2 separate regions of the Homo sapiens genome follow, and region 1 is linked to region 2. Evidence: read pairs that join two places in POLR2A ChIA-PET (ENCODE). Cell type or tissue: K562. All regions are shown on one strand. Links, peaks and the distances in the headings refer to the core of each region. The heading gives the core; the rest is flanking DNA.

Region 1 (9,532 bases), core at 1,446-9,445, 130 kb before region 2:
CTAGGTGGCATGTACCTGTACAGTCAGCTACTCAGGAGGCTGAGGCAGGAGTATTGCTTGAGGCCAAGATTTTGAGGCCAGCCTGGGCAACATGACAAGACCCTCATCTCTAAAACAATAAAATAGGCAGAGCGGAGTGGCTCATGCCTGTAATCCTAGCACTTTGGGAGGCTGAGGCGGGTGGATCACCCGAGGTCAGGAGTTTGAGACCAGCCTGGCCAACATGGCAAAACCCAGTCTCTACTAAAAAAAAATACAAAAATTAGCTGGGCGTGATAGCACATACCTGTAATCCCAGCCACTCAGAAGGCTGAGGCAGGAGAATCGCTTGAACCCAGGAGGCAGAAATTTCAGTGAGCTGAGATCGCGCCATTACACTCCAGCCTGGGCAATACAGCGAGACTGTCTCAAAAAAAAATAAATAAATAAAAATACAAAATAAAATAAAATAAAATAAAACAAATAACAGTGTTTCCCCCTGTACTTTCCAATAGTGTCATAGAGTTGTTTTAAGGATAAATAAGTTAATGCATGCAAAGCATGCAGAATAGTGCTGGGCACATAGTAGGTACTGTATGTTAGCTATTATCACTAAGGAACTACTACATGCCTGGCACTAGGTTAAGAGTTATCAGGCCGGGCGTGGTGGCTCATGCCTGTAATCCCAGCACTTTGGGAGGCCAAGGCGGGCAGATCACAAGATCAAAAGATTGAGACCATCCTGGACAACATGGTGAAACTCCGTCTCTACTAAAAATACCAAAAAAAAAAAAAAAAAAAATTAGCCGGGCGTGGTGGTGGGTGCCTGTAGTCCCAGCTACTTGGGAGGCTGAGGCAGGAGAATGGCATGAACCCGGGAGGCTGAACTTGCAGTGAGCCGAGATGGTGCCACTGCACTCCAACCTGGGTGACAGAGTGAGACTCCATCTCAAAACAAAACAAAACAAAACAAAAACAAAAATTAGCCAGGCGTGGTGGCAGGCGCCTGTAATCCCAGCTACTTGGGAGGCTGAGGCAGGAGAATGTTTGAACCAGGAGGTGGAGCCGAGATCATGCCACTGCACTCCAGCCTGGGGACAGAGCGAGACTCCATCTCAAAAAGAAAAAAAAAAAGAGTTATCAAAGATGTAGTTCAGACCAGGCACAATGGCTCATGCCTGTAATCCCAGCACTTTGGGAGGCAGTGGCAAGAGGATTACTTGAGCTCAGGAGGTTGAGGTTGCAGTGTGTCGTGATCGCACCACTGCACTCCAGCCTGGGCAACATTGCAAGACCCTGTCTCAAGACAAACAGACAAACAAACAAAAAAACAAATTAGCTGGGCACAGTGGGGCCCACCTGTAGTCACAGCTACTCAGGAGACTGAGGTGGGAGGATTGCTTAAGCCTGGAAAGTCAAGGCTGCAGTGAGCCCTGATCGAGCCACTGCACTCCAGCCTGGATGACGGAGTAAGACCCTGTCTCAAAAAAAAAAACCCCAAAAAAACAACAACAACAAAAAATGAGTCAATGGGACCATAATCTAGTGTAGAGATTAGCAAATTTCTCTGTAAAGGACAAGATAGTAAATGTTTTCAGCTTCGCCAGCCATACTGAGTGTCTTAACTACTCAACTCTGCCATCGTATCACAAATGCAGCCATAGACAATATGTAAATGGACAAGATTTATTTATGAACACAGACAATTGAGTTGCATATGTGTGTACAAATGTGTGTGTGTGTGTATATATATATATATATATATATATATTTTTTTTTTTTTTTGTGAGATGCAGTCTCACTCTGTTGCCCAGGCTGGCGTGCAATGGAGAAATCTTGGCTCACTGCAAGCTCCACCTTATGGGTTTAAGCAATTCTCCTGCCTCAGCCTCCCTGGTAGCTGGGATTACAGGCAGGCACCAACACACTGGGCTAATTTTTGTATTTTGTAGATACAGGGTCTCACCATGTTGGCCAGGCTGGTCTCAAACTCCTGATCTCAGGTGATCCGCCCACCTAAGCCTCCCAAAGTGCTGGGATTACAGGTATGAGCCACCATACCTGGCCTCTTTTTTTTTCTTTTTCTTTTAGAGATAGAGTCTTGCTCTGTCAACCAGGCTGGAGTGCTGGAGCGCAGTGGTGAGATCATAGCTCACTGTAACCTCAAACTCCTGGGCTCACGTGATCCTCCTGTCTCAGCCTCCCAAGTAGCTAGGCCATCATGCCTGACTAATTTTTATTTATTTTTTGTAGAGATGGAAGTCTTGCTAGGTTGCCCAAGCTGGTCCAGAACTCCTGGCCTCAAGCAATCCTCCCACCTCGGCCTCCCAAAGTGCTGGGATTATAAGCATGAGCCACTATACCCAGCCAAGTATTATATAATTTTTACATATCACAACATATTATTCTTCATTTGATTGATTTTCAACTACTTAAAAATGTAAAATCTAGGCTTAGCTTGCAAGCCGTACAAAAACTGTACAGGGACCAGTTCAGGCAGCAGGCCATAGTTTGCTGATTCCTGGTCTAGTGGGGGAAAAACATTTAGCACATCCAGATTTCTCTGCTCCATCTGCATGTTTGGTGCCTATTTTACAGGGAAGCAGGCTAAGGCTCCATCCTTCAAAATCCAGGTGAAATGCCACCTCCTCTTTGAAGCCTTCCCAGATCCCCTCAGCCAAGGGCAGTAATAACTCCATCTGCTGCCTCCTACATGATACGCACAAATATATTCATCACTTTTAAAAGCTTATCATAGGCTGGGCATGATATTCCACACCTGTAATCACAGCACTTTGGGAGGCCAAGGAGGGAGGATCACTTGAGGCCAGGAATTAAAGATTAGCCTGAGCAACGTAGTGAGACCCTGTCTCAATTAAAAGAAAAAGTGAAAGGCTGAGGACAGTGGCTCGTGCCTGTAATCCCAGCACTTTGGGAGGCCGAGGTGGACGGATCACCTGAGGTCAGGAGTTTGACACCAGCCTGGCCAAGAAGATGAAACCCCATCTCTACTAAAAATACAAAAATTAGCCAAGCATGGCGGCAGGTCCCTGTAATCCCAGCTACTTGGGAGGCTGAGGCAGGGGAATCGCTTGAACCTGGGTGCCGTGAGCCAAGTTCATGCCTCTGCACTCCAGCCTGGGATACAGAGCAAAAATCTGTCTCTCAAAAGAAAAAAAAAAAATGGACCGGGCGCAGTGGCTCACACCTGTAATCCCAGCACTTTGGGAAGCCAAGGCAGGTGGATTACTTGAGATCAGGAGTTCAAGACTAGCCTGGCAAACATGGTGAAACCCCATCTCTACTAACAATACAAAAAGTAGACAGGTGTGGTAGCACACGCTTGTAGTCTCAGCTACTTGGGAGGCTGAGGCACGAGAATTGCTTGAACTCAGGAAGTGGAGGTTGCAGTGAACCGAGATTATGCCACTGCACTCCAGTCTGGGTGACAGAGTGAGACCCTGTCTCAAAATAAATAAATAATATTATATATATTATATATATATTTTATATATAATATATAATATAATATATAATATATATTATATATATTTTATGTATAATATATAATATATAATATATAATATATATTATATATTATATATTATATATATAATATATAATTTATGTATAATATATAATATAATATATAATATATATTATATATTATATATATAAATATATATATTTTTTTTGAGACAGAGTTTCGCTCTGTCGCCCAGGCTATACGTGATCGTGGCTCACTGCAGCCTCCACCTCCTGGATTCAAGTGATTCTCCTGCCTCAGCCTCCTGAGTAGCTGGGACTATAGACATGCACCACCATGCCCAGCTAATTTTGTATTTTTGGTAGAGACTGGGTTTCACCATGTTGGTCAGGCTGGTCTTGAACTGCTGACCTCAGATGATCCACCCGCCTCAGCCTCCTAAAGTGCTGGGATTACAGGCGTGAGCCACCACTCCCAGCTAAAATAAATAAATAAATGTTTAAAAAGAAAGAACAAAGAAAAAAAATTTTTTTTGTTTTTGAGACGGAGTCTCACTCTGTCGCCCAGGCTGGAGTGCAGTGGCTAGCTATCTTGGCTCACTGCAACCTCCGCCTCCTGGGTTCAAGCGATTCTCTTGCCTCAGCCTCCTGGGTAGCTGGGACTATGGGCACATGCCACCATGCCTGGCTAAGTTTTTGTATTTTTAGTAGAGATGGGGTTTCACTGTGTTAGCCAGGATGGTGTCGATCTCCTGACCTTGTGATCCGCCTGCCTCGGCCTCCCAAAGTGCTGGGATTACAGGTGTGAGCCACCGCGCCCAGCCAGAGAAAAATTTTTAAAAATAAAGTTTATCATAAAACATTTAAAACAACCCAAAAGTTGAAAAGAATAATACAAACACCTTACTCATACCATCTAGTTTATGGAATAAAGCATTGCCAAAATAGTTGAAGGTCTCTTTCCACAAATCACAACCTCCCTCCCTTCTCCCCAAAGGTAATAACCACTTCCCTGACTCTGGAAACTTATTATCACCCTGTACTTTTTTGTTTGTTTTGTTTTGTTTTGTTTTTTTGAGACAGGGTCTCGCTCTTTCACCCAAGCTAGAATGTTGTGGTGCCATCTTGGTTCACTGCAGCCTCCATCTCCCGGACTCAATTGATCCTCCCACCTCAGCCTCCCAAGTAGCTGGGACTACCGGCACGCACCACCACGTCCGGCTAATGCTTCTATTTTTTTGTAGAGATGGGGTTTTGTCATGTTGGCCAGGCTAGTCTCAAACTCCTGGGCTCAAGTGATCATCCCTCCTTGTCTTCCCAAAGTGCTGGGATTATGGGTGTGAACTACCACACCCTACCCCACCCTGTACTTCTTTGTACTTTTGCTACATGTGTATGCATCCGTAAGCGGGAGATAGTAGTTTTTCTGTATGTAAGTATATCTGTTATTTAACCCAGTCTCCTAATAATCCAATCCAGGAGTATCTCTGTTTAGAGATTAGTTTTAGAGGGTGTAATAACTTGCCCAAGGTTTCTAGATAAGTAAGCTCAAGGCTGATTCCCAAGTCAATGCTTTTAACCATTGCTCTCTATATTCCTCTGGCCATGACATTGATCCCCCGCAGACTTATTGGTTATCTGATTCCCTTTCCACGCTAGATGTCAAACTGCCCCTGAGAAGAGATTAAATATGACCTTTCACCCTCCCCCTAAAACTCTTAATCTCTTGCATCCAACAGGAGCACGATCTGTCTTTATTCAGAGATACTTTCTTCTATTCCCCCGCAGCAGTCTCATTAGATGGGGAAACTGCCAGAAACTCACTTCGAGAAAGAGAAGGGTGGGGCTTTGCCTGATTTCGTTAATAGTTTGCGGCAACTTTTAATTATCCAAGTGTCAGCTTTACTGGAAAGGACGAAGCATGCAACCCTCAGGCTCCAAGATGTTGGTAGTGTGTGTATGTTGTGTGGGGGATGGGAGAGATTAGAGAAAAGGGGAACCTCAGAAAATCAGCCCCCCAGAACCAAGACATCCTTCCTTCCTCTTTATAGCCACATGGGGGCTGAGCTGAGGTATGGGATCTAGTCTAAGCTTAAGGGTAGACATACACCAGAACCCAATGAGGAGTGAGGGGTATTATAGTCTGCACCCTCCAGCAACCTCGAGGGTGCATATGGGCCAGTGTCCAAAGGGTGTGTGGATGCATTGAGGGTTGGGAGCATGATGACCCCCAGGGAGGGAGTATTATAACTGTGGATATTTATAAAGAAACAAGAAACCAACATTTACCAATACTTAATATATGAATTGACAATGGCACTCCAGTGTGCTTTCAAAATATCAGGATGTATTCAGGCCACACGTACAAAGTGGATTCATGGGTCTTGCCATCCAGTTTAACTAAACTCACACAAAATGGACAAAGGGCCTATTAAACAGATCCCTGCAAAGAAACCATGGACTAAAAATACTAATTATTCAAGAATAAGCAGTAAGAAAATGGCAGAGCTAACATTTCACCTACTCCCAATATTAGCCCTTTGTCAAACACATCAGAGGGGGAAACCTTAAGTCAAACTCACATTTCTACCCATCCACTATTGTGTGTGTGTGTGTGTGTGTGTGTGTGTGTGTTTTAAGTGGGGTTACCTGTTGCCCAGGCTGGAGTGCAATAGCGTGATCATAACTCACTGCAACCTTGGAGCTCCTGGGTTCAAGCGATCCTCCTGCCTCAGCCTCCTGCATAGGTAGGACTACAGGTGTATGCCACCACGCTCAGCTAATTTTCACTTATTTTTTGTAGACTGGGTCTTATCTGGTCACGACTTTAGTGTCACCACACTGTTCTATTATTTTTTCTATGCTGCATAATAAATTATACTATTGTTAAAGACTAGGCCAGGCGCGGTGGCCCACGCCTGTAATCCCAGCACTTTGGGAGGCCAAGGCAGGCAGATCACTTGAAGTCAGGAGTTCCAAACCAGCCTGGCCAACATGGCGAAACCCCGTATCTACTAATACAAAATTAGCTGGCCTGGTGGCACATGCCTGTAATCCCAACTTCTCGGGAGGCTGAGACAGGATAATCACTTAAAACCCGGGAGGCGGAGCTTGCGATGAGCCTAGATTGCACCACTGCACCCCAGCCTGGGCAACAGAGCGACACTCCATCTCAAAAAAAAAAAAAAAAAGGCTGCGGAGCACGATGGCTCACACCTGTAATCCTAGCACTTTGGGTGGCTGAAGCAGGCGGATCATAAGGTCAAGGAGCTCGAGACCAGCCTGGCCAACATGGTAAAACCCTGTCTCTACTAAAATACAAAAATTAGCTGGGCGTGGCAGCGGGCGCCTGTAATCCCAGCTACTCAGGAGGCTGAGGTAGAACTGCTTGAACCCGGGAAGTGAAAGTTGCAGTGAGCCGAGATCGTGCCACTGGCAGTGGCACGCCAGCTGGTCCAGCCTGGTTGACAGAGACTCAGTCTCGAAAAGAAACTAAACCTCACACTAAAGGTGAAGGAAACTTGAATCAGGAACCGAGAGTAATAGAGGCAATAGTTTTTCAATAAACTTCACGTGTACCAAGGGGACATGCTCAAAATGTTTTACTATCAGTGGCAGACAACTGATAAAAGCTTCAAGGGTTAGTTTGGTAATAGGTATGTATTTGTTATCTCTAGATCAGCCCCATCCAATAGAACTTTCTGCAATGATGTTTTATATGAGGTGGCCACTAGCCATAAATGGCTATTGAACACTTGAAAATTGTCACATCTATCCTATTTGCATAGCTTTAAAATTGTAATCTGGAAAAGGTTATTTTATTAGGCCTCCCATGCCAGATATTGCCCAAATTTTGACAATACTGGTCCTACCCCTTGACCATACATTCGTTTCAGGAAGATGACTATCCTAGAAATCCCAATGTTGAAGGAAGCCAGATTTAGGCTGAGAATTCCTTTCTCCTACAATTCTTTGGCACTTACCAAATGCTCAATAAATGCAGGTTAGCAATGCCTCCGCACAGACGATTAGAAGCCACGAGTTAAGACAAAAGGTTTTTATTCAAAAAACGCCAAGTATAAAAAAAAAAATAAGATCTCTTTTATTCCCCTGTACAGTATTTCACTCAGATAAAACCAGCAGGCTACCTGCTGCTCAAAACACAGCCCCAGAGAGGATCTGGAAGGCACACCATCCAGAACTGCTTTTCATAATTATCCTATATACACAGTCAGCAATGCCCCTCCCCATCACCCACAGAGCCGGGACCCACCTGGGTAAGTAGGTGAGGGGCCCCACAGAAGCCAGGGAGCTGCAGCACTGTCCCGCCTGAGTCCCGTCACCCCACAAACAGAGCAAGCGTCGCAGCCCTCCCCCAAAAGGTCCCCAAGTCAGAGGAGGAAAGGAGGAAAGAAAACTAGGGCAGCAGCTATGGAAGCTTGGAATAGGAAGGGAACCAAATAAATAAATAAATAAATACATAACATTGACCTCCAGGTTAGAATGCGCATCTTTCAAAACAAGAAACAAAAACAGGTAAAATAACTTAAAGGCAAAATTTCTTAAAAATTAGATCCACTACAATCTTTTTGTATACTACCATGCCAACTGTACACACATTTACAGCTTTTCTGTTGATTGCATTGTTTGTGCATTTTTTGTGTGTGTGAGGTCTTGGCTTTGAAACAGTTAAGTAAAAACCAAAAAGGAAGACCAGTTCACTCGGAGTTTTACTAAAGGAGGCAGAAAAAAGGGCAGGTGGCTCAGCGTTTGGCCCTGTAGCCTCTTCCATGGCACCTTTCATATGAAGGAGGGGGTGAGGGAGGACAGGAGAGAAAAATAGGGAACAAAACCCAGGCAGATTTTTGGAGAAGCAGCAGGTAAAAGAGGCAAGTTCAAGTATTTCTCCCAGCACAGCCGGAGTCCCCACAGAAGGCACTCAGAAAGAGTCGGAAGAGGTGACAGGGACTTAAAATGGTGCTAGTCCTATCCCATCCCAACCTGTTTCCCCCCTACCTGACCCATCGCGGCATTCAGCAGAACTCATGATGAAGGAAACAGTTCCATGGCAGGGTTCTGACCCACCCCCACCCCCCACCCCCGGGATATTTCAGAGTCCAGCAATGCTGGACACCTATGAGAAGAAGAGAGTATCTATGGGAGGAGTTGAGGCCTAGGACCCCTGGAGAGTCACTCTTCCCCACTGTTGGGAGGCAGCCTCCAGGGGCCTGGGATCTGGAATGAGTTGTAAATGTTGTTCCTGTATCAAGCACTGTCCTGCTTGGCGAGACGTGTCACTGGTACTCGGGAAGCTGGAGACAGAAGCTTCCCCTCCCTCGGGCATCTGACAAGAGAGGGGAGGACCTGCCAGAAAGGCTGCTATTTGCTGGGCCCCGGCGACAGGCTGTGGAGGTGGATCTCAGCAGTTTCCTGGGGCAGGAGAACATCTTGCATCCATGGATGGTTCTGGATTTCTTCGAAGGTTGGCCTATCTGATGGTCTCAGGGCCAAGCACCATCTAATGAGATGCTGACATTCTGCAGAAAGGAGGATAGACGAGGTTATGAATGACTCAACTTGTTTTTACACTGCAAAGGTCTTCCCCATTTGCTTCTCAGAGGCCCACAAGTCTGGGGTCCCAGGGAGGCCAAGCATTTTCTAGAACACTGTGCTGGGTACCCTTCAATAGGAAGGTATTGACTAATATCTGGGTCCTCCAGTCTGCTTTCAGCTAAAAACTGACTCCCCTCTTAAACCTGTGGTTTTCAAACTTCAATAGTGGGGGCCTTTCCCACAACACCCACTCACCAGAAATAGGAAGGATGATGACAAGAGATTTTGATGAGACACCACTGAGCATGATGAAATGATTCAATTCACCTACCAACTTACAAACACGAACACCACCCACAGTGAGGTCACTGGTACCAAAATATTTGGAGCTGCTGCCTTAAAGAAGATGCTAAAAGAGCTTTTAACTTTTTACTCCCTGGCAAAACAGCCAGGAATTATCAGGTTTCTGTTGGTACCTTTAAAAAAGTTTTTGGAGAAGCCAGATTGTCTTTTC
Region 2 (10,522 bases), core at 1,067-9,066:
GTACAGCGAATCCAACCTGGCTACTTACTAAATGCCAGGCAGTATCTGCGAGCTGGGGACCTTAGAGACAGTAAGGTATCACCCAGGCAGGGGAAGCCACACGCACATACCCAGACAGTGCAATCTCCCATTCAAGTCAACATTCAGCAGATGTACAGTGGAACACCAACTGGGAGCCAGGCGGCACACAGGTGCCAGGGTTGCAGCAGTGAACGAGACAGACAGAGTGCAGTCCTGTGGAGGCTTTCTACTACTAGAGAGGGCAGAGAATAATCGCAGAGTAAGGGAGCACGACGCAGGGTGAGGGAAGAGAGAGGGGCCAGGGCGCTTCTTCAGATGGGCTGATCAGGGAGGGCCTTCCCAAAGCAGATCCTGTTTGCTTATGATTGTTTTGAGATGACAGTTGAGGAGAGGAGCCCTGTGGGTACCTGAGGAAATATGCCAGGCAGGAGTAACGGCAAGTGCAAAGGCCCTGAGGCAGGAATGCACTTGGAGGTGTTCTGAGGAGCATCAGGGAGCTGAGAGGGTGCAGGGGAGTGGCAGGATGTTAGGTGAGGGAGGTGATGGGAGTGCGGGAGGCACAGGTCCTAAAGGCTTTGCGGGTCATAGTGAGGGCTTTGCTTTTACCCCACGTGAACGAGCCACTGGAGGGTTGTGAGCTCAGGGCTGAGCTGATGTAACCTAGGTTTTGAAAGGATCTCTCTGGCTGCTATGGAGAACAGACTCTAAGGGGGTCTTTTTCTTGTCTATGTGTCTGCTTCGTGCATACCGTGGTATCCACTTGACATCGTAGCATAAGCGTTGTCCTTTGATGTTAAAACTCTCAGAAACGGCCGGGCGCGGTGGCTCACGCCCGGGGAGGCAGAGAGTCAAAGAGGGGGCTACTGAGATAACCAGGTGAGAGGTGGGCCAGGGTAGTGGTGGAGAGAGGAGCTGTGGTCACATTCAGGATGTGGAGTTTTTTAAATTAATTCATTTTTTACAGGTGAAGTCTCACTCCGTTGCCCAGGTTGGAGGGCAGTGCATGATCATAGCTCACTGCAGCCTTGAACTCCTGGGTTCAAGCGATCCTCCCTCCTCAGCCTCCTGAGTAGCTGGGACTACAGGTGTGCACCACCATGCCCAGCTGGGGATGTTTTGAAGGTAGCCCCAAATGTACTTGCAGACATCCTGGACATGAGGTATGAAAGAAAGTGAGGGCTGAAGAACAATCCTGGCTCCAAGAGCGGGAGGGCAGCTCTGCCCAGGTCGTGCTTGGCCTGAGGTGCCACATCTTCTACCTGGAGTGTGACGTGGGACATGGCACTCCGCAGGTTGACCAATGTGGAGTTTGGACAGAGTTGGGCCCTTCTTCCCTGCTGGGGGGCTTGGGCCACCTCGTTTAATCTCAGATGTCAGGAATTGGGCTAAGCAGGGTTTTATGTGAGTTGAGCTGAGCAGGCTGTCATCTCCCTCCCACCCTAGGTGGGACCGTCAGCCGGCATATTTTTGGAAAGTATTTTGTCCATATGTATCAAGACTTTTAAACTTTCATGCCCTTTGACCCAGTGAATCCCTTTCAAGGAAGTTCTGCTGGGGAAGCCATCTGAAATGCAGGCAGCACTGATGGATCAAACCCTTCACAGGGGATTATTTAGAATCGCCAAATAAATAAATACACAGCCTGCATGTCCAACAGTAGGGAGTGTTTAAGTCAAGCAGATATAGTCTGGCACCTTGTTGTACTGGATTGTTGTGCTGACCTTAAATTCACGTTTCTGAGAGTTTTTTTTTTTTTTTTTTTTTTTTTTTGACGGAGTCTCACTCTGTCGCCCAGGCTGGAGTGCAGTGGATCTTGGCTCACTGCAAGCTCTGCCTCCCGGGTTCAAGCCATTCTCCTGCCTCAGCCTCCCGAGTAGCGGGGACTACAGGCGCCCGCCACCATGCCTGGCTAGTTTTTTTTGTATTTTTTTAGTAGAGATGGGGTTTCACCGTGGTAGTCAGGATGGTCTCGATCTCCTGACCTTGTGATCCACCCGCCTCGGCCTCCCAAAGTTCTGGGATTACAGGCATGAGCCACCGCGCCCGGCCGTTTCTGAGAGTTTTAACATCAAAGGACAACGCTTATGCTACGATGTCAAGTGGATACCACGGTATGCACGAAGCAGACACATAGACAAGAAAAAGAAATAGACTCATACTGATTAGCTCTGATTGACTGAAGTTTGGATTACTATTTTCATTTTCCTCTTTACAGTTTTCTGCATTGTACTAATTTCTAAGATGGACATGCATTACCTTTCTGACTTAAAACTAATATTTAAAAAAGGGGCCAGGCGTGGTGGCTCACACCCGTAATCCCAGTACTTTGGGAGGCCAAGATGGGAGGATTGATTGAGTCCAGGAGTTCGAGACCAGCCTGGGCAACAGAGTGAGACCCCTGTCTCTGCAAAAAATTAAAGAATTAGCCGGTTGCGCTGGGGCACACCTGTGGTTCCAGCTACTTAGGAAGCTGAGGCAGGAGAATTGCTTGAGTCAGGGAGGTTTAGACTGCAGTGAGCTATGATCGAGCCACTGCACTCCAGCCTGGGTAACAAAGTGAGATCCTGTCTCAAAAAAAAAAAAAAAAAAGGAGAAAGAAAACGTGAGTTCCCAGAAGCTGGAGCACAGTGTTGGCCAAGCCAGGAACTGACAGCCAACTAACCCATCCTTTCCAGGGCTCCAGGGTCCACTTCCTCCGGGCAGGGCCGGCAGGTGCAGTCAGGACAGGGATTATGTTGATAATTGTGGTGGGGAGAGACAGGTCCAGAGGCTCCTCCTTCTGCCCCTCCGGCCACCCCCATCATAGGGGTGTGTCCTCCCTTGGGCCCCCTGCAGCCCTTGGAATTTGCCCCTCTATGTCTTCGCTGGAGGCTGATGCTTCCTGCCTTGTGTGTAACCCTGTGGGTCTCTCCTGACTGACACCAAGCATCCCGTATACACTGGTCCTCACGGTGTAGTCCCCAGGCCCGAAGCATCAGCACAACCTGGGAACTCTTTAGAAATGCAGAGTCACAGGCCTCTCCCCAGACCTAGTGAATCTGCCACTCTGGAGGCGGGGCCTCTGTGTTTTCAAAAGCCCTCCAGACCTAAGTGTGAGAACTGCTGCCTTATGGTAGGGCCCCACTGTGGCCCATGTTTTACACTGACTAATTCATTTTACAGATTGCCATGATTCCTGCTTAACAGACACGGAAACAAGCTCAGAGAGGTTAAGGAACTTGCCCAAGGTCACACAGCCAGCAGAGACAGGGCTGGGAGTGCGAGCCCATGCCTTTACTTCCCCACTCCACAGCTGTGCAGCTGCCTGGACGCCAGTCCCTCCTGCGGGGTCAGGGTCCAGCTCCGTGCTGGGCACACAGATGGCCCCACTCACATGGGTTGGACTAGGGTTTTGGCTCCTGGGTCGGAAGACCAGGCTGATTCCCCACAAGACCCAAGCAGCCCTGACCCCCTGTGGGAGGAAGGAGGTGGGCTCCATGTGCCTGCTGAGGCCCCTTCAGTCTTGACAGCTGCCGGCGGTTTGGACCAACGAACCCGCAGAGGAGGGGCGCACCGCCACCTGCTGGCTGGCATCATGGGTGATGCTGGGGACAAACGCAGGGATCCACAGACACACGTCTCAGGGACACCGTGGCAGGCGTGCACGTGTCTCCTCCTGCCGCACGCGGGTGCACTTGCCCACACGTGGATGTCTGAGCATGTGGGCACGTGGGGCTCTCAGCCACAAGGCCTGGTAGATAGCACTAAATTCACCCATTTACTTATTACCTCATCAAATGTTCATCCAGAGATGCCAAGCCCACTGTTGCTGTTATCCGGGAGCCTATAGGCCAGCTGGGTGTTGCTCAGAGCAACCACCAAGTGATGTGGACAAGGGTCCCTGGGGGATATACTCAGTGAGGTCATGCAGGCAGCCCCTACCCATCTGGACTGGGGCTCAGTCTCACAGGGTGGGCAGGAGAGGGCTGGGTGAAGGAGGCAGAGGCTCGTCACAGCAAAGCCTGGAGGAGGAGCTGGAATGGAGCACAGGGGTCCCTGGCACAGGTCTTGTGCAAGGCCGTGCAGGCTGGACCCTGTCCCCACAGTGGTGGCCGGGCTCTGGTGCCACACCATCCTGACATGTTTATATTAAAGCTTAGTACAAATAAGCTTATACAAATAAGCTTTGGGACCCTTTAGGACCCAAGGATCTCTCGGCCCCTTTGGGGCTGGCCTGAGATGTGATTTGTACCTGTGCACTGTCCCCCTTGCCACAGCAGCTGCCCTTGGATATATCAGGGATGAGGAGAGGCATCCCCAGTCCCAGAGAGAAGCCTGTTTCTGATCTCCGAATGGACGCAGCAGATAGCAGTCACCGTTAAGTCAAGCATTCCTGCGTGCCCAGCAAAAGACCATTTTTCTTAATCTACAAGGCCATCCGAAGCAGCTCACAGGGTGTGACCTATTCCAAAGCACAGCTCCACGTGCCCGTGAGGTCCCCCAGGACTCCACGGGAGAGTCAGTGCCTCTGTGGGGGATGGGAGCTGGATGGATGAGCTTTGCTGGGTGGTGGGCATAGCTGGGGGTCCAGAACGCAGACACAGAACGATCCTGGTTGGAGGGCTGGTGTGAGTGGGGAGGGACCCATTGGCAGAGCTGAGGGGTTGGTGGCTCCCAAACAGGAGTTGGCAGGCGGTGCTGGAAGAGGAAATGTTGGCAGCTCCCCAGTTCTGCCGATGGGCTTAGATGGAGCCTGTGACTTTATCAATGGCCAGTCCTCACTAGCCTGGCCCCCGGCCTGGCCCCTGACCTGTGGTTTTGCTCAGCAGTGCAGCGGTGGCGGCTTCCGAGAAGCCCCACCAAGACTTTCCTGTCAGGGCAACGCCAAGTTCCTCTTACCGAGGAAGGGGAAGTGGCGGGGTTTCTCCTAAGGCCTTTCAGTTTCTTTCTAAGAAGGTGGGTGTTCCAACCCCAGGGCCCTCAGCAGAGCCAAATGTTAAAGGAAGAGAAGTTGATCTTCGGGGGCTTCCTCACCCCAGTTCCAACCGAAGTTCCTTTGTTGGGGCCCACAGCGGACATTCCGAAAGAGGAAATGAGACACGTGCGTTCCACAGGCCCCTTCCCACGCCCCCTCCTTTCTCCCTTCTCCAGGGACATACTCCTTGATACCCTCCCTCCCCACCAACATGCACACTTAGGAAGTATGGCCTGCTACCCTTGGGGGCATCCCAGGTAGAAAACTTGCTTTTTCCACCTTCAAAGCTGAACTCTTCTGAGTCCGGCCTCCTCAGGACCCTGCTGAGTGACTAAAAATCTAACCCAGGGCTGGCCATGGTGGCTCACGTCTATAATCCCAGCACTTTAAGAAGCCAAGGCGGGAGGATCACTTGAGCCCAGGAGTTCAAGACCAGCCTGGACAACACAGTGAGACCTTGTCTCTTAAAAAAAAAAATTTAAAAATTAGCCAGGCGTAGTGGTGTGCGCCTATAGTCCCAGCTACTAGGGTGTGGTGGGAGAATTGCTAGAACCCGGCAAGTCGACGCTGCAGTGAGCTGTGATTGCACCACTGCACTCCAGCCTGGGCAACAGAGCAAGACTCTGTCTCAAACAAAACAAAACAAAAAAACGACTAACCCAAACAAAGCGCTGACAGATGACACTGGCTTAATGCAGATTCCAGTCCAGGGGATATGCCCATATTAGAGGCCCACAGCTTTCTGAGGGGCAACAAACCATGGGCACCCAGAGAATTCCAAGCTCACCCTCTTCAGAAGACCCACTGGCTTGATGGCCAAGTGCATGTCCTGACGTTCTTATAACAATAGCCACCATTGATTGTAAGTGCTTATTGCGCACCAGGTACTGGGCCAAGCATTTTACATTAATTTCCTCCTATAATCCCCACAGTGATGCCATGACAAAGATACAATCATGATCCCACAGTCAAGTAACCTGCTCGGCTCACATAGCCCATGAGCCCATTCTTCCTCGTAGGCCTCTTCTCAGAAAGGTGGGGAAGGACGAGTATCAGACCTTGACAGGAGTTGGCTGGGAAGGTCTGGTCTCCAATTTCCCACGATTGTCAAAGCCAGCTGTGCCTCTCCCAGAGGTGAAGAGCCAGCCATCTAGTCGTGGCCATCTTGGCTGCACTAATGTGGCCGTGGCTGGGGCCTTCCCCGAGTCATTGGGAACTCTTGATGCCTTCTTTATTTTCCTCCCAGAGATGTTGTTTTAAGGTTTTTGCTTTGCTGAAGCATGTGTTATGGGGACAGCGAGGGGATTCCCCTAAACCGTGATGCTGTTCTGTTCAAAAACATTTGCCTGGAGGTCCACAGCTGTGTGACTCACGCTGTTGGGTGGCAGGAAAACTCACAGCTGCAGTGGGGAGGGGCCTGGCCCAAACGAAATGGGATACTTACAGGGTGGCCAGGTTTAGTAAATAAAAATGCAGGATGCCCAGTTACATTTGAATTTCAGATAAACAGCAACATTTAGGACACCTTCATGCTAAACAACTTATTTGTTATTTATCTAAAATTCAATTGTAACTGGCCATCCTGCATTTTATCTGATAACCCTAGATACTCAGCACCCAGGATAAATCTCCCGCCTTCCCCCTGGCTTCAGCAGGGTGTTGCCGAGAGAAGACAACAAAACCTGGGAGAAGTCCACTGACCTGGGATGAAGACAAATCTGAGGGTCTCAGTGGTCTGAGGAGGGTAGATACACTCTGCTTCCAGGGTTCCCCTTGAGCAACTGCAAAATCTCAACCTCAGCCCAGGGCAGAATTCCACATTCAAATTCCACAAAATGCAAGGATGCACCTGAAGGTCACCGCTTCATTCTCGGGGCCTCAGTTTTCTTATCTCTGTAATGGGAAGGACTTTTGGATTCTACGATGTCAAGTGACCCTCTTAGCCCTTAGCTTTTCTTGCATAGTGGAAAATCTGCTGGAAGCAAGTGAAGGTATGAGTGAGCTAGCCAAGGAGCAAGTGTAGAGAGGAGGAGGAGGCCATCTTGGCTTGGAAATGGGCCGCCCCTCTTGCCCTACAGCACTGCACGGAGACTGGGCCATTGTACCTGGATGTTGGGTGGTTTGGAGGGCTCCCCTGGGTCAGGCACACCAGTGCATGCCTGGACTTCCTTAGAAGGGACCCTGGGCATGGACCACAGCTAGGTCCATGACTGAGGTGCCCCAGCCATGAGCAGTGGCAAACGCCCATGGCAACACCTGAGCCACAGCAGGGAGGGGACGATCATTAGCTTCAAAAGCAGGGAAGTAAACTGTTAAGAGTGAAATTACTAAATGACTACAAAATGTTAACTAGACATTTGCAACTTAACTCCTATGGTTTATGTAAATTATATGTGATGCATGTGGGTGCATTTGAATATATTTGACACGTGGAAGCATGTGGCCTCAAGAATAAGGATGCCTGGGCCTCTAGCGCACTTGGAAGACAGGCTGGGGATATGGAGACAGTGAATTTCCTGCAGGCCAGAAACCACATCCGGGGGTCTAGGAGCAGCAGGGTGGTGGTGAGGGAGTGAGCTAGAACCTCTAGGGTTAGAGATGGGGTCCGGTCTGGGAGGCAGGAAGACCCCTCTGATAGGAGTGTCAGACAGACGAAAGCAGGTCCCAAAAGGTCCCTGCAGAGGTGACTGGTGAGACCAGACAGAGCCTCAGAGCCAGGCTGCAGCTCTGCACGGGGACCTGAGGACCCACCAGGAGCTGAGACCCGGGCTCTCCAGGCTCGTGGGATGGTGGGATTGCTTCTGCCTGCTGGGAAGGCCAGGGTGCAAACCTGCAGCCTGCAGTGGAGGTGCCTGGGGGCTGGAGGTGCCCAAAGTCCCCATAACTGCCATCAGCTCTATACCTCAGAGGCACCACTAGAAAATGTCTTTGTTTTGGACAATGGACATTTTCTCAGTCTTATATGAAGTATACATTAAAAAGTGTCTTCAGGGCCAGGCATGGTGGCTCACACCCGTAATCCTAGCACTTTGGGAGGCCAAGGTGCGCGGATTGCCTGAGCTCAGGAGTTCGAAACCAGCCTGGGCAACATGGTGAAACCTTGTCTCTACTAAAATACAAAAAATTAGCTGGACGTGGAAGCGAAGTGAATCCCAGCTACTCAGGAGGCTGAGGCAGGAAAATTGCTTGAACCTGGGAGATGGAGGTTGCAGTGAGCCGAGATCGCGCCACTGCACTCCACCCTGGGTAAAAGAGCGAGACTCCGTTTCAAAAAAAAAAATGTCTTTAGTAAACATGACGTCTTCATAACAAAGTATCATAGACTGGGTGGTTTAAACACAGAAGTTTATTTTCTCACAGTTCTGAAAGCTGGAAGTCCAGGAGCACAGTGTCATCAGGGCAGGTTTCTGAAGCCTCTCTTTTTGGCCGGGAGCCGTCTTCTCTCTTTCTCTTCACATGGTCTTTCCTCTGCACATGTCTCTCCTCATTTCCTCTTCTGATTGGATCAGGGCCCATCCTCATGACCTTATTTTACCTGAATTACCTTTTTAAACATCCTGTCTTTAAATGCAATCACATTCTGAGGTACTTGGGGTTAGGACTTCAATATAGGAGTTTTGGGGACATAGAATTAAACTTGTAACACTTATGATTTTTTTTTTGAGATGGGGTCTTGCTGTGTTGTCCAGGCTGCAGTGCAGTGGCACCATCATAGCTCACTGCAGCCTCAAACTCCTGGGCTCAAACCATCCTCCCACCTCAGCCTCCACAGTAGTTGAGAGTACAGGCACAAGCCACCACACCTGGCTAGCTTAAAAAGAATGTTTTAGAGAGGGGGTCTCACTATATTGCCCAGGCTGATCTCGAATTCCTAACCTCAAGTAATCCTCCTACCCTCAAGTGATCCTCCTGCCTCAGCCTTCCAAAGTGCTGAGATGACAGGTGTGAGCCACTGCACCCAGCTGGCCCCAGCCCACTTTTTAAGCTATGATGTAAGTACAAACAGTGGGCTGGCTTTGGAAGTGCAGATTGTATACTGGTCCCAAGATCATCCTATGCAAATTCTGGCGCCTCCCATGCCTACTAGTTTTGATTAGAGGTAGTTTAGGGACACAGCCTGCACTCAGGATGTCCCCTCTGGACATGGCCACCACTGGCCAGCTGGACTGGGAGGGGGTCAGTGTTGTCACCAACATGATAGGACTTCTTAGAACAGGCCTGGCAGCTCTCTCTAACCAACGATGTATGTCTGGTAATCTTTGACTTTGAAAACTCTGTTCTCTTTAAAAACAAAGTTTCAAATTCTGTATCTGGAGCTGCTATTTATAGAATCATCTAGGAATCCTTCACAAAAAAAGGAGACAAATTTGTAGCATTTGTGTTTTTACAAAGTAGCACATTTATTGTTGAAAAACACAGGTGAAAGAGAAGAAAACAAAATCAACAGTAATTGGACCTCCCAGAGATCAGTGTTAACATTTTGGTTTCTGTATCTATCTTCATCTCTCCCTGTGTTTTAATCTACATCTCAATCTACACTTATATAATTCAATTGACTTGAAAGATAAGATTACACGGTGCCATGTCATAACTTCTTATCAATTAGTATATCATGATCACTTCCCAGGGCATGGGATCGTTTTCTAAGAGGCCATTAAAGACGGTGGCCGAGTACGAGAATGGCATAAGCTATTCAACAAATTTCCTATTGTTGAATAATTGGGTTGTTTTACCTTTTTCACAATATCAAATGAAGCTGTGATAACATCCTTTAAGCTAAATCTTTGCCATGATCATTTACTAAGGATAAATTCGTAGAAGCGAAACTTCTGAGTTAAAGACAAAGCATTATTTTATTTTATTTTTTTAAGTTTAAGTTATTTATTTAAGCCATCTCCCGCCACAAGCAAAGGGATGGGAGACCAGTATACCAGTCATCATTTGATACAAGTAAAGAAGGTGAGCTTAAGGTCCCATATACTTTTTCTGGTCCATGTGCAGAGTAATGGTCCAAACCAGTGCTGTGGTCCCTGGTGCCCGGGTAGTGGTCCAGATTCTCTTTATTCATCTTCGTAGCCAGTTGGAAGTGGATTCACATGAGGGTTATGGAATAGAGTATGGTTACCATCTCCCCAGGGAAACGGCTTGGTCCTGATGCGGAGATGGGGGTAGGCGATGAACTCGGGTCTCTCGTGCTCTCCGTGGTGCGACTTCAGGTACACATTCAGCATGCTGACTGCCACCCCGGGGAGCGCGACGAAGAAGGTGAGGGTCTTCCACATGCGAGCTGAGCCCTCTTCTCCATGGGCGCCACTCGACATAGGCCGCCCCAGCTGTGGGCGGGACCGACCCAGCAGCCGAGAAACCGAGAACACACCAACTGCCGCCATTTTTGATCTGGACTGCCGCAGCGCCGCAAAGCATTATTTTAAAATGTTCAACTTTATTTACTTTTGAATAGATAATATATATGGTGTATATATACACATTACAAAATATATGTGTATTATCTCTATGCATATGTACATATATCTCTATGTGTGTGTA

Evidence for each region. ChIA-PET counts read pairs that join two places held together with the same protein. Peaks named below come from ENCODE experiments on the same cell type or tissue, not always from the same donor. Only the 100,000 strongest peaks of a DNase experiment are listed, where the experiment ranks them.
Region 1: POLR2A ChIA-PET joins it to region 2 with 30 read pairs; 32 of 35 experiments call an interaction of 5 or more read pairs at or near these places.

Annotation. Positions count from the first base shown.
Region 1 is chr6:37,173,404-37,182,935 of GRCh38, reverse strand. It overlaps PIM1 (Pim-1 proto-oncogene, serine/threonine kinase), which reads right to left. Exons shown (of 6, transcript NM_002648.4): 6 at 7,508-9,002. The coding sequence ends at 8,845. Among named protein-coding and RNA genes, the nearest start is that of PIM1, 8.0 kb to the right of the region's middle. In K562, for the core only: a CTCF peak has its summit at 5,511; DNase peaks (open chromatin) are centred at 5,545, 7,744, 8,595 and 8,855; H3K4me3 peaks cover 3,026 bases.
Region 2 is chr6:37,044,703-37,055,224 of GRCh38, reverse strand. It overlaps the pseudogene COX6A1P2. Among named protein-coding and RNA genes, the nearest start is that of FGD2, 44 kb to the right of the region's middle. RefSeq lists an enhancer at 3,481-3,530 and cis regulatory regions at 4,338-4,913, 4,192-5,210. In K562, for the core only: a CTCF peak has its summit at 3,581 (motif pointing left); DNase peaks (open chromatin) are centred at 2,814, 3,584, 4,444, 4,804 and 5 weaker places; H3K4me3 peaks cover 1,712 bases.